Regions from separate parts of the Homo sapiens genome. Here regions 1, 2 and 4 are each linked to region 3. Evidence: chromatin contacts called from ENCODE Hi-C or POLR2A ChIA-PET data. All regions are on one chromosome and are shown on one strand. The core of a region is the stretch at or near the end of the contact, and the rest is flanking DNA. Distances in the headings are between cores, read along the strand shown.

What was found. A loop is a pair of places that touch in the nucleus more often than their neighbours do. ChIA-PET counts read pairs that join two places held with the same protein, here RNA polymerase II (POLR2A). Pooled maps may share reads with other maps.
Region 1: a pooled map shows a loop between it and region 3 (5-fold over the local background). The contact joins the promoter of CIC here to the promoter of TMEM91 in region 3. A Hi-C loop is called at or near these places in 1 of 168 maps with a recorded cell type or tissue (CD8-positive, alpha-beta T cell) and 6 of 50 pooled maps. POLR2A ChIA-PET finds 5 or more read pairs at or near these places in 2 of 52 experiments (CD4-positive, alpha-beta T cell and HEK293).
Region 2: a loop to region 3 is called in a pooled map, with 4 times the contacts of the local background. The contact joins the enhancer-like site here to the promoter of TMEM91 in region 3. A Hi-C loop is called at or near these places in 4 of 50 pooled maps. POLR2A ChIA-PET finds 5 or more read pairs at or near these places in 2 of 52 experiments (PC-9 and naive thymus-derived CD4-positive, alpha-beta T cell).
Region 4: a pooled map shows a loop between it and region 3 (4-fold over the local background). The contact joins the promoter of RABAC1 here to the promoter of TMEM91 in region 3. A Hi-C loop is called at or near these places in 4 of 50 pooled maps. POLR2A ChIA-PET finds 5 or more read pairs at or near these places in 2 of 52 experiments (WTC11 and naive thymus-derived CD8-positive, alpha-beta T cell).

What each region holds. Positions count from the first base shown.
Region 1 is chr19:42,267,925-42,271,096 of GRCh38, forward strand. CIC (capicua transcriptional repressor) reads left to right here and starts at 1,328. Exons shown (of 21, transcript NM_001386298.1): 1 at 1,328-1,457. RefSeq lists enhancers at 318-827, 2,987-3,036.
Region 2 is chr19:40,604,036-40,606,814 of GRCh38, forward strand. It overlaps LTBP4 (latent transforming growth factor beta binding protein 4), which reads left to right. Exons shown (of 30, transcript NM_001042545.2): 2 at 1,000-1,191; 3 at 1,370-1,617; 4 at 1,694-1,796; 5 at 2,198-2,272; 6 at 2,369-2,491. Among named protein-coding and RNA genes, the nearest start is that of LTBP4, 4.1 kb to the left of the region's middle. RefSeq lists a silencer at 1,575-1,824 and an enhancer at 2,188-2,482. Within about 2 kb of position 1,381, at least 36 of the 41 ENCODE cell types and tissues checked have a DNase peak (open chromatin) inside an H3K27ac peak, as active enhancers do; they include PC-9, where a contact is called at or near this core.
Region 3 is chr19:41,375,276-41,378,045 of GRCh38, forward strand. It overlaps TMEM91 (transmembrane protein 91), which reads left to right and starts at 1,258. Exons shown (of 4, transcript NM_001098821.2): 1 at 1,258-1,579. RefSeq lists a silencer at 1,374-1,503.
Region 4 is chr19:41,957,851-41,960,767 of GRCh38, forward strand. RABAC1 (Rab acceptor 1) reads right to left here and starts at 1,471. Exons shown (of 5, transcript NM_006423.3): 1 at 1,387-1,471; 2 at 886-1,098; 3 at 436-533. The coding sequence starts at 1,442. RefSeq lists silencers at 679-748, 1,199-1,448 and an enhancer at 1,559-1,848.

The DNA of each region.
Region 1 (3,172 bases), core at 78-2,577, 890 kb after region 3:
CAGCAGGCATCTACTACAAACAGGGCATCTCCCTGTCCTCCTCCACTCCAGTGTGATACCCTCCTACCCCTGGGATCTTTAAAAATCTGCCTCTGTCAGGGGCGTACACCCACAAAGTGTAGCTCTCCACGTAATGCAGTGCGAAGCCCCAAGAAGCGCTGCATTTCGTCATCTCGGCCCCCTGCCCCAATGCCTAGTGGGCTGTCAAACTGCGCTGTCCTAAATGTCAAACTCTTGGAGGAGGTGACCTGTCCCCCGGGCCCCAGGCCGCGCGCGTTGCCTATACTGCAGCGCGCGACACCCCACAAGCGCGCGTTCTCTCCCCTCCCGGTGGCAACAGGGCTTTCCGCGGGGCCGCGCCAGACTTTTCGAGACCGTCAATTGGTCGTAGTCCCGGCCACCCGGCAGCCAATCAACAAGGGGAAAGGTGACATCACTGGTTCTCCTCCCCTCCCCCAATCCAAACTTCCCTACTCCGTCTACCGGCAGCAACAACCACGTGGGGGAGGGGTAAGAGAGTAGAACCGGTGAGGTCATTGCACCGCCCCGGCCGCTGCTGATTGGCTGCGGGGCTCGCGGGTGGCGGTTGGCTGCTCCTTGCACCTCCCCCTCGTGCCGCTACCGCTGCCACTGAGAGGAGCCACCGGCGACGCCAGAGCCAGGAATACGGGTGAGTCGGGGCCCTGGGTCTAAGATACTCCTGGCGTCCAGTGAGACTCACGACGAACTGCCCTTTTCGACTTTTTCTCCTCGCCGGGTTTCTTTGGTGCTCCAAGCACTCTGTCACATGGGAGTTGTAGTCTGCCTTGTACTGTCGGCTATGGGCCGAAGACGTGAGAAGACTACGGTTCCCAGCAGGAACTGCGACTAGCCGGTCAACAAACGTTCGGGCCACGCCTTCTACCTCCGTTCATTGGACAACCCGTCCCTTAGCCCCTCCTCCTTTCATTTCATTGGCTACTGTCCCTCACAGAGGCTGGGTTCCGGCCTAGGCTGCATGGCGACTGGGTACTGTATTTGTCATTTGGAACTAAGACGGCCTGCAATTGGACACGACTGGTGTCCTTCACTTGTTGTAGGGTAGGGCCCTAGGCAGATCAGGCAGTCGTAGGCTCAGGTTGGTGTCGGTCCCGGAGGGAGGCCGGTCTTGGACTTTGGCCCCGCCCCCTAGCGCTGCCCGATGGGCCCAATTGGTCGCCGCGAGCGTCGCTCGTCGTCGAGAGGCGGAGCCGACCAGTCTGCGGATATCTATTGGTCTAGGCTGGCGCCGGTCAGTGGGGTTGTGATCGCTGATTGGCTGGCTGCTCCAGCTGTTGCAGGTCCATTCACCATTTTGTGTGTTGGAGTAAAAAAAAAAGGGAGAATCGAGAGGGAGAGCCGGAGGGGGGGCGGGGAGGGACCGGACCGGACCGAGCCGGGGCCACGGCCCCCCGCCCCGAAACCCCGCCGAGCCCAAGGTGAGGGGCGGGGCCAGGGCTGACACAGGAAAGGGGGGTCCGGGGGGCTGGGGGCCGAGAGGGGACAGGTGGCAGGGACGGGGAGGGGGTACAGGGGGAAAGGGGTGGGCGGAATGGTGGGAAGGGAGGAGGGAGTGGAGGAAGTGGTGGGGGTTTGACAGAAAAAGGGTAACTGGGGGAGGGGGTGGTGGGCAAAGAAGGGTAACAGGAATGGAGGGGTGACAGGACTAGATCAGGGTGACAGGGAGAGGGAGGGGACAGAGTTGGAGAGTGTGACAAGGAGAGGTGATGGGGAGAGAAGGTGACAGGTCCGGAGATGGCTGACAGGACAGTGACTGGGAGGAATAGGTGACAGAGATAAATGGGGGTGACAAGGAGGGGGTGACAGGAGGGGGCCTAGGGCATTTTAACCGAGAGGTAGAGATAGAGGTAGTGACAGGATGAGAGAGAGAGTGTCAGAGAAGCTGGTGCCAGGAGGGCTAATGGGAACAGAGGGTATGAGACCCCAAAGAGCCAGGGCCTGGGCTGGCCTGGGCTCCGGGAGTTACTACTCAGATCTGAGGAAGGTGAGGGCCCCCGGGGCTTGGGTGGGAGTTATTCAGACAGGGTGGACAGGAAGAGAGTAGGCCCTAGGGGAAAGAAAGCAGCTCTGGGGCGAAGAGAGGCTGGGCCAGGCAGCAAGGTCTAGGGGTCCAGGCGGCATAGTTGTAGGCCCTGGGTGGGGTATGCAAAGGTTTGTGCTTGGAAAAAACTGGAGCCAGATCTCAGTCCCCAACATGGTAGTCTAGTGGGTCAGCGGGTATTAGGTGGTGATGGCTGCCCAACTTCTGGGCATTTGGGTGCCAGCCCCGGGACGCCCTCCAGGCTCTGCCTGTGAGGACCCCAGGATTGGCCCAAGAAAGGGCAGGCCTGGGACTCCAGGGTCCACAGGAGGAGCAGGCCCCTAGTGAGAGAGCATGAGGTCAAGGGTCCCCCAGTAGCTGGAAGACTGAGTCGGGGTTGCCTCTCATTGTGTTTGGCTTATGGTTCTGGGTCCCCCAACCCTCCTAGAGGCCTCTGTTTTGGCCTCTCAGGTTCTCTTAGTCACTTCAGAGTAAAGTTTTTTCCCCTTTTCTTTTCTCAGGGCAGCTCGAAAGGGGGCGGGCAGTAATGACTGTTCAGGAAGTGGGTGAGGTTGGCCTGTTGGGCTTGTCCTGCTTTCTTTGACCTTATCCCACCTATCCCCACTTGGAGTTGGAGGGCATATTTGGGGGCCTGCGGGGGGCTAGCCGACTCAGCCACCCTGCCAGAGCCAGCCCAGCCAGGGCGGGGATGCATGCAGGCAAGAAGAGGGGGGCTGGGCTTGCGGGTATCACGCTGGGTGCTGTGGGGGGAGGAGCAGGCTCCCATCCAGTGGGACAGAGAAACCCTGGGGTGTAGCTCTGTGTCCCACTGTGTGATGACGTGTGCGTGCTTCTGTGCGTGTGTGTGTGTTTGTGCGCGTGCGTGTGCTCATGCACGGCCCCGTGGCAGTGCTGGGTATGAGCTCTTGCCCCAGACATGCCCCTGCCTGCTCCCTGCCAGGATCTGGGGAGATGGCTGTACCTGGCAGCCCTAGGGTGCAGAGCAGAGTGGGCAGCCGTCCCTCGGGACTCTCAGCTGCCCACTTCTTCCCACAGTGCCTGGCCATGCCAGGCTGCCCAGAGGGGCAGAGGGAGGGTGGGGGGGTGGAGAAA
Region 2 (2,779 bases), core at 131-2,630, 770 kb before region 3:
GCTAGAACTCTAAAGCCCCAGCCAGAAAGAAGTTGGGCGGAGACACAGCGCGGTGGGCGGAACTAGGGCACCCGGACAGCCTGGAGGTGGGGTGGGAGGGGCGTGAACAAGTGAGCCGGGCGAATCAGAGTGCGGAAAGGAAGGTGGGAGGGGCTAGAGGCAGCAGGTTAAGCTCCTGGATAGGCGGGGTTTAGAATCCCGCGGGTAGAAGGTAATGTGAGAGGGGCTACAAAGGGGGCACAGCCAGGGGGCGGAGGTAGGACTTCGTGGACCAAGCAGAGGGAGTGTGGGCGGGCATAGAATGCGAAGGAGACAGAGTTGGGCGGGGAGTTATGCCAGGGAGTGGTTAAAATGTGGTTTGAGTCAATGGAAGGGATCAGCATTGGGTCGGAGGGGCTGGAACAGCAAAGGGTTCCGTCGGACTACGGAATGGGCGGGGTCAGCGCCGTCTGGGCTGGTCTGGAACTCCGTGGACTCAGCCAGAAATTGGGATCCGAGAGGTTGACATGAAAGTGAATAAACAGCCTGAGGGCTGGCTGGGCTCACGCCTGTAATCCCAGCACTTTGGGAGACTGAGGCAGAAGGATTGCCTGAGCCCAGGAGTTCAAGACCAGCCTGGCCAACATAGTGAGACCCCGCCTCTACCAAATTTTTAAAAAACGTAGCCCGATGTGGTGCACGCCTGTCGTCTCAGCTACTTAGGAGGCTCAGATGGGAGGATCACTTCAGCTTAGGAGGTCGAGGCTGCAGAGCCATAATCACGCTACTGCATTCCAGCCTGGGCAATAGAGCGAGATCCTGCCGACTTAGTGGGTGGGACCGTACCTCTGATGGCTGAACAACTGGACTGGGCCAATGCTGATGCCAGAATTGGGGCGGGGCCACATGACAGCTAAGGGCGGAGCGACTTAGAAATGAATGATACCTTGAGGGAGTAGGGACCCCAGGAGAACCTGCCAGGAATGGTGGCGCCCCTGAGTGTCCTCGTTCTCCTCCCAGTCCTGTGTCCCTTGATCTGTCACAATGGCGGTGTGTGCGTGAAGCCTGACCGCTGCCTCTGTCCCCCGGACTTCGCTGGCAAGTTCTGCCAGTTGCACTCCTCGGGCGCCCGGCCCCCGGCCCCGGCTGTACCAGGCCTCACCCGCTCCGTGTACACTATGCCACTGGCCAACCACCGCGACGACGAGCACGGTGAGGAAAGGGTGGCCAGAGTCCCCTCCGACCCCTGTCAAGCATTTCACTTTGCCCCTGACCCTCATATTTCCCGCCTTCCCGAGCACCTTTGCCCAGCTCGCCCTCCCCGCCTTGTCTAGCCCCACCCCGTAAGAACCCGTGTAGACATCCGTTTGCCCGGCCGTGCCTCCCCTAGGCGTGGCATCTATGGTGAGCGTCCACGTGGAGCACCCGCAGGAGGCGTCGGTGGTGGTGCACCAGGTGGAGCGTGTGTCTGGCCCTTGGGAGGAGGCGGACGCTGAGGCGGTGGCGCGGGCGGAAGCGGCGGCGCGGGCGGAGGCGGCAGCGCCCTACACGGTGTTGGCACAGAGCGCGCCGCGGGAGGACGGCTACTCAGATGCCTCGGGCTTCGGTTACTGCTTTCGGGAGCTGCGCGGAGGCGAAGTGAGAGGAGGCCCGTGGGGAGGGGCCCGGAGCTTGCCTCCGCGCGGGGGCGCGCTCACCCAACACTTCCCCGCAGTGCGCGTCCCCGCTGCCCGGGCTCCGGACGCAGGAGGTCTGCTGCCGAGGGGCCGGCTTGGCCTGGGGCGTTCACGACTGTCAGCTGTGCTCCGAGCGCCTGGGTAAGCCCCAGGACGTCCCCGAAGTGCTCGGAGCTGGGGAGTGGTGACAACCTCACCGTTCCTCCTACTCTGCCCTAGATAAACCCAGTTCACAAATTGTAGCCACGCCTACCCCATTGTGGAGGCGACTTCCAGTCCTGAGCTTTTCATACCGCTCTGGGACCACCCACCCCATTTTCTGACTTTGGCCACTCTGTTCTCACCCTGCCTTTGTGCCTTGGCCCCCCACCATATACTTTGGGAGTCTCCAATGTTGCCATTTCAACTGCCAACCTAAGGCTGTCCCTGCACTTAAACTACAGCCAACATCTTTTAGTCCCTCCCACCCCGTCTTCGTCTCTGCCCACTCCATTCTCGCTCTGCCCACCTGTCCCTGGCCCACCCCTCTCCTCTCGCCACAGGGAACTCCGAAAGAGTGAGCGCCCCAGATGGACCTTGTCCAACCGGCTTTGAAAGAGTTAATGGGTCCTGCGAAGGTGCAACGGGGCAGGGGTGGGAGGGGCTTGGTTCTGGGGGCGGGATTTGCAGGGATCAAGTTCCTGACTCCACGGTGACCTCCCCAACCCTGGCAGATGTGGATGAGTGCGCGACTGGCGGGCGCTGCCAGCACGGCGAGTGTGCAAACACGCGCGGCGGGTACACGTGTGTGTGCCCCGACGGCTTTCTGCTCGACTCGTCCCGCAGCAGCTGCATCTGTGAGCAACCAGCAGGGAGCTGAGGCTGGGTCCCGCCCTCCCTGCCCTCAGAAGTCCCAGAGCATCCTGGGGCCTTTAATTCCCTCGGACCCCCCCAGACTCCCGGGTTCCTCTGTCAGCCTTAGAGCCCCCTCAGAACTTCTCAGATTCTTATACAGCTTCAGCATCCCTGGACCACCTTTAGACCTTTCAAGCCTTTTGGATCCAGATCCCTCCAGACTCCCAGACTTTTTTTTTTGGAGATGGAGTCTCGCTCTGTCGCCCAGGCTGGAGTGCAGTGGCGCGATC
Region 3 (2,770 bases), core at 8-2,507:
TTTTTTTTTTTTTTTTTTTTTTTGAGACGGAGTCTTGCTGTTTCCCAGGCTGGAGTGCAGTGGCGCGATCTCGGCTCACTGCAAGCTCCGCCTCCCGGGTCCACGCCATTCTCCTGCCTCAGCCTCCCAAGTAGCTGGGACTACAAGCGCCCGCCACCAAGCCCGGCTAATTTTTTGTATTTTTAGTAGAGACAGGGTTTCACCGTGTCAGCCAGGATGGTCTGGATCTCCTGACCTCGTGATCCGCCCGCCTCGGCCTCCCAAAGTGTTGGGATTACAGGCGTGAGCCACTGCGCCCGGCCCGTGAGCCCGTTTCTTTATCTGCAAAACAGGGATTAAAAACAAGCCAACACCCCTTCAGCACTCCTCCGCAAAAAAACACCCCAAAACAAAATAGGCCAGGCGCGGTGACTCACACCTGTAATCCCACCGCTTTGGGAGGCCGAGGCTGCAGTGAACCCAGGAGTCTGAGGCTGAAGCGAGCAATGATTGCGCCACTGCCTTCCAGCCTGGGCGATCAGAGCAAGACCCCGTCTTTTAAAAAATAATAATAAAAAAAAAATCTGCCGGGCGCGGTGGCTCACGCCTGTAATCCTAACACTTTGGGAGGCTGAGGCGGGCAGATCACCTGAGGTCAGGAGTTCAAGACCAACCTGACCAACACAGCGAAATCTCATCTACTAAAAATACAAAAATTAGCTGGGCGTGGTGGCTTGCCCCTGTAATCCCAGCTACTCGGGAGGCTGAGGCAGGAGAATCGCTTGAACCCGGGAAGCGGAGGTTGCGGTGAGCCGAGATCACTCCACTGCACTCTAGCCTGGGCGACAGAGCAAGACTCCGTCTCAAAAACAAAACAAAACAAACAAAAAAACCAAAGTAAAATAGCAGCGACAACAACAACAACAACAAGAAAAACCCGGAGCTGAGAGGAAGAATGAATGCGATGATGAATGTAAAGCGTTTAACACAGGGCTTGGGTACAGTCTGCCCTCAATGAACCAATGATGTACCCCTAGGCAATTTACCTAACCTCGGCTTGCCAGTTTCCTCCCGCGTGAAACAGGACAATAAACGATTATGCCTCTTAGGGTTGTGCTGAGGAATACATGTGTATGTAAGTTTATTTGCAAAGCACTTAGAACAGGGCGCACGGTCCTTGTTGCTGTTATTATTATTGGCTATTATTGCGCAAAGGGGAAGGGAGGCGGGGCCAAGCCAGGAAGGCCCTGGAGAATCCGGGGTGCCCCCTCCTCCGGCAGAGCTTGGGCCTGGGCTCACGAGGAAGGGGCTGCAGTTCTCCAAGGATTCCCGCCTGCTCCCAGACCCCCGGGAGTCGTAGGAACCCGTTCCTGGACGCTGACGTCGGCTTTCAGGGATCCCTCGCCGGACGCCGCGGAGGGACAGAGCCTGGGAAGCCGTCGCCCCGCCCCGTCCCCGCCCCCGCGCGCAGCGGGCCCGGGGCGCTGAGACCCGCGTAGAGCAAAGCGCAAGGTCCCAGCGCCCCTTGGATCCTCGGTGGCAGGGTCCGGGCAAGTGTCATTGCGAGGGTTCAGGAAGCCCCGGCCTGTGATCGTGAGCGGTGAGTGAGGGACGTAGGTGGGTGGGGGTCACAGTCCCTTCCCTGGGTCCTGGAGTTGGGGATGAGAGGGCAAAGCTTTGGCGAGGAAATCGGCTCAGTCAAGGTTTGGAATGAGCAGGCAGGAGGCTTGGGGACCTTCCAGGGGGATCGTAGGACGAGAAGAAGAATATTCTTTCTGGTTGTGTTGCGTGTGTACGTGTATGTGTGTGCTGGGGTTGAGGGTGTTTATGGGGGCGAGGTGTGCAAAGGATTCTGGAGAGCTGGTGCATGTGTGGGAGTTGTGTGGAGTCATAGGTGTGTGGGTGGAGTAGGGCAGGGGTGCCTGGGCCTGATGAGTGGGGCAGGCATGCCAGAGGTCATGAGAATAGGAGAGAGTGCCGGGGTGCATGTGTGCGTGTGTGCACAGGTGTCTGTGGTTTGTGATGCAGTGGGGAGTAGGGTTGTGCACGGAGTCAATTGGGATAAATGTGTAAGAAGGTTGGGGACCTGAAAGGGGTGTTTTCTGGGAGCTGATGTTTTGGGGCAAATATTCAAGGAGTCCTTTGGGAGATGAATGTGTGGAGGTGGAGGCTGGGCTTGCCTAGATGGGGCTGTGTGGCAGGGGACTTCGGGGGGCAGGTCTAGGGGACAGAGGATGGGGAATGTAGACTAGAGTGCAGTTCCAGGCAGCACTGGGGGTAGGGGATGGGTGTGTGTGTGACTGGGAGGGGTGCCTGGGCCTGGATAGGTGGTCACGCGGTATGAACCTGGGATGGATATTGGGGGTGTTTGTGGGGCAGGTAAGTGTGTAAGGCATGGTGCAACAGGTGCTGCAACTTATTGGGGTAAGTGTGATGGGTATGTGGCTTTTGCCTGAGAGAAATGCCCAGAATTTGGCTGGGTGCGGTGGCTCACGCCTGTAATCCCAGCACTTTGGGAGGCCAAGGCTGGTGGATCCCCTAAGGTCAGGAGTTCGGGACCAGCCTGGTTAACACAGTGAAACCCTATCTTTACTAAAAATACAAAAAAAAAAATTAGCCGGGCATGGTGGTGGGCGCCTGTAATCCCAGCTACTCGGGAGGCTGAGGCAGAATGGTTTGAACCCGGGAGGTGGAGGCTGCAGTGTGCTGAGATCATGCCACTGCACTCTAGCGGATCTGCAGTGGTGGATCTGCCTGGGCAACAGATGGAGACTTTGTCTCAAAAAAAAAA
Region 4 (2,917 bases), core at 221-2,720, 580 kb after region 3:
TTCCCTCTCTAAGTTCCAAGTTCTTTCTGGTCACACCCCAGAAAGCAGGAAAAGAAACGGGAACAGATCTAGGCCAGTGTAAGGTGGCCACCTGGTGTCCAGTGTGGGCACCTGCAGCTGATGTTGGCCGCAGAGAGCGGCAAGGGGAGGAGAGAGAGGGGAGGAGTCATGTGGTTTGAAAAGGAGTAGGTTTAAGGCACAGCAGCCAGGTGGATCCTGGGTTTGAGGAATAGCAATTTGAGGGGGCTGAGACTCGATGGAAGGATCGGTTGTGTCTGAGATTTTAAGGGATCAGGTTTGGGGGATCTAGTGTACATCTAGGCTTGGGCGGACTTGGGTTTTGAAGGACTTGGATTTGGGGTCTGAGGTCTGTCTGCATTCCAAAAGACCAAGATTTGAGGGACCAAGGATTCATCTGGGCAGGGGGTTTCTCACCAAAGAGCACAAGCTTGGACTCCAAGGTGCGCAGATAGAGAATGTAACAGGCGCCGAAAAAGACAGCCAGAGCCACCAGCAACATAGGGGACGTCACCCTGGAGGAGGAGTGCAGGGAGGCAGCGGTTAGACAGCTGGGGCTGGGCCAGCCCGACGGCCCTGGCCTTCTCCACCGGCGGGCGGCAAGCTACATCCTGGAGACCAGGGAGGGCCAGGTGACATTTAGTCACACTGCATCCTGGCCAGGGTGATGGTGGGGTAGGGGACCTGGCCCTTTGGTGACAAGGTAGTCTAGCAGAGCCAATCCTTGGGGGCGGGGCCTGGGCGGTGAGAAGAGGGCCCTGGGCGGTGAGAGGAGGGACCGGGCGGTGAAGGGCGGGGCCTGAGCGGCGAGAGGAGGGGTCCAGCCGGTCGGGGCTAGTGCGGGTGCGGGGCCCGGGAGGCACTCACACACAGTACAGGATGAGGCCCAGGAACACGAACACATAGTTGCTCTGGTAGTACTCCACGTTGCGTACGAGGCGCTGGCACAGCTCTCCCAGGTTGCGGGGCCGTGAGAAGCGCTGCTGGTCCACGAAGGTGCTCCAGGGCCGGATGGTCGCGCGGCGCCGCTCCAGCCACTCCCGGCCTGCACCGGAGGGAATCAGCTTCGGCAGCAGGGTCCTGCGGGGGGTGGGGCCGGGTCAGTGGTGGACCGGGATGGAGCCCCAGACCCCCGCAAAAGAAGGGGACTAAGGGTGCCTGGACTCCCTCCCGGGACCCCAGATTCCTGTACAGCAGGCAGGGAGGGGACTAGGGGCCCAGACTCCAGGGTCCCATTAGAGGAGACCGGGGCCAACACTTCTGCGGCTCGGGGCTGGGACTCCAGGCTCTCGAGGGAGGAGGGAGGAGGGGGCCGGGGGCCCGGACTCCCGGGTCTCTGGTCCGAGGGCCTAGAGCCAGCTCGCTCACGTGCCGCTCAGCCCTTCCGCCTCGGCATCTTTCTGCTGGTCCTTCTGCGCTGCCATGTCTGCGTCGTGAGGGGTAGAGCTGCTGTAACCAGCCCGGTACCCTGAAGACCCCGCCGGCCCCGCCCGACGCCGGCCCCACCCAGCGGAGTCGACGTGGCGCAGCCCCGGAGCAGCTGGGGACTGTAGTTCTGCCGCCGAGTATTGTGGGAGTTGTAGTCCTGACGGTGACTAAGAGGATGGGCGCTATGATGGCGGTCTGACTCGCAAAACACCTTGGGAGATATAATCCCAGAAAGTGACGGCGCGCGCCTCTGGGTATTATAGGAGTTGTAGTTTCAGGAGGGTGCATGTGGGCTGTCAGGAGCGAGGGCGTTATGGGAACTCTAACGGCAGAAGCGGGCGTTGTGTACTCTCCCAGGGAAGGCACAATGGGGACCGTGCAGAGCTGTCCTTCTGACTCTAGAGGGCATAAAAAAACACCTGGAGGGCTTGCTAAAACAGATTCCTGGGCCCTAGCCCAGATGTTTTCATTCAGCAAGTCTGGGGTGGAGCCCATAATTTCCATTTCTGAGTTCCCAGGTGATGCTGATGCCCCTGGTCCATGGACTACATTTTGAGTAGAAAGATTTAGATAATTTGTGGGAATTGATTCCTTCCTCAAGAGATTGAGGCTAGTGAGGGGGCCATGGTTGCTGGAGGGGTATCTGAGGTTGCCCCCTGCCCCACCTTGTGGAGTCCCAAAGATGAATGAGTTGGGGCTAGGGACACCTCCGACCCCGCCACACACACCTTTGGAGAGAAGGGAGTGAAGTTGGGAAAGACAAAAGGTTGAGAAGTTTTGTGGGCTTTTTTGAAATGGAGTCTCGCTCTTGTTGCCCAGGCTGGAGTGCAATGGCGCAATCTCGGCTCACTGCAACCTCTGCCTCCTGGGTTCAAGCGATTCTCCTGCCTCAGCCTCCAGAGTAGCTGGGATTACAGGCGCCCGCCACCACGCCCAGCTAATTTTTGTATTTTTTTAGTAGAGACGGGGTTTCACCATGTTGGCCAGGCTGGTCTCGTACTCCTGACCTCGTGATCTTCCTGTCTCAGCCTCTCAAAGTGCTGGGATTACAGGCGTGAGCCATTGTGCCTGGCCCACAGGGCTGGAATTCTAATTGAATTCTAATGGGGTGAACCAGAACAGGGCCTCAAGAAATGTGTGTGGAAGTATAGGGAAGCCTGGGCTCCCTTAAGCAGACTGGGATCCTAATTTTCCAAAGCAGCTGGGTGGGGCTGGAAGGAAAATATCTATATGGGATAACCAGGTGACCTTTTTTTTTTTGAAAATTTTTTTAAGTAGATAAGGGATTTTGCTGTGTTGGCCCAGTAGGTCTCAAACTCCTGGACTCAAGCGATCCTTCTGCCTGGCCTTCCCAAGTATTGGGATTACAGGTGTGAGCCACCATGCCCAGGTTCAAGTGACTTTTTTTTTTTTTTGAGACGGAGTCTCACTCTGTCGCCAGGGCTGGAGTGCAGTGGCACAATCTTGGCTC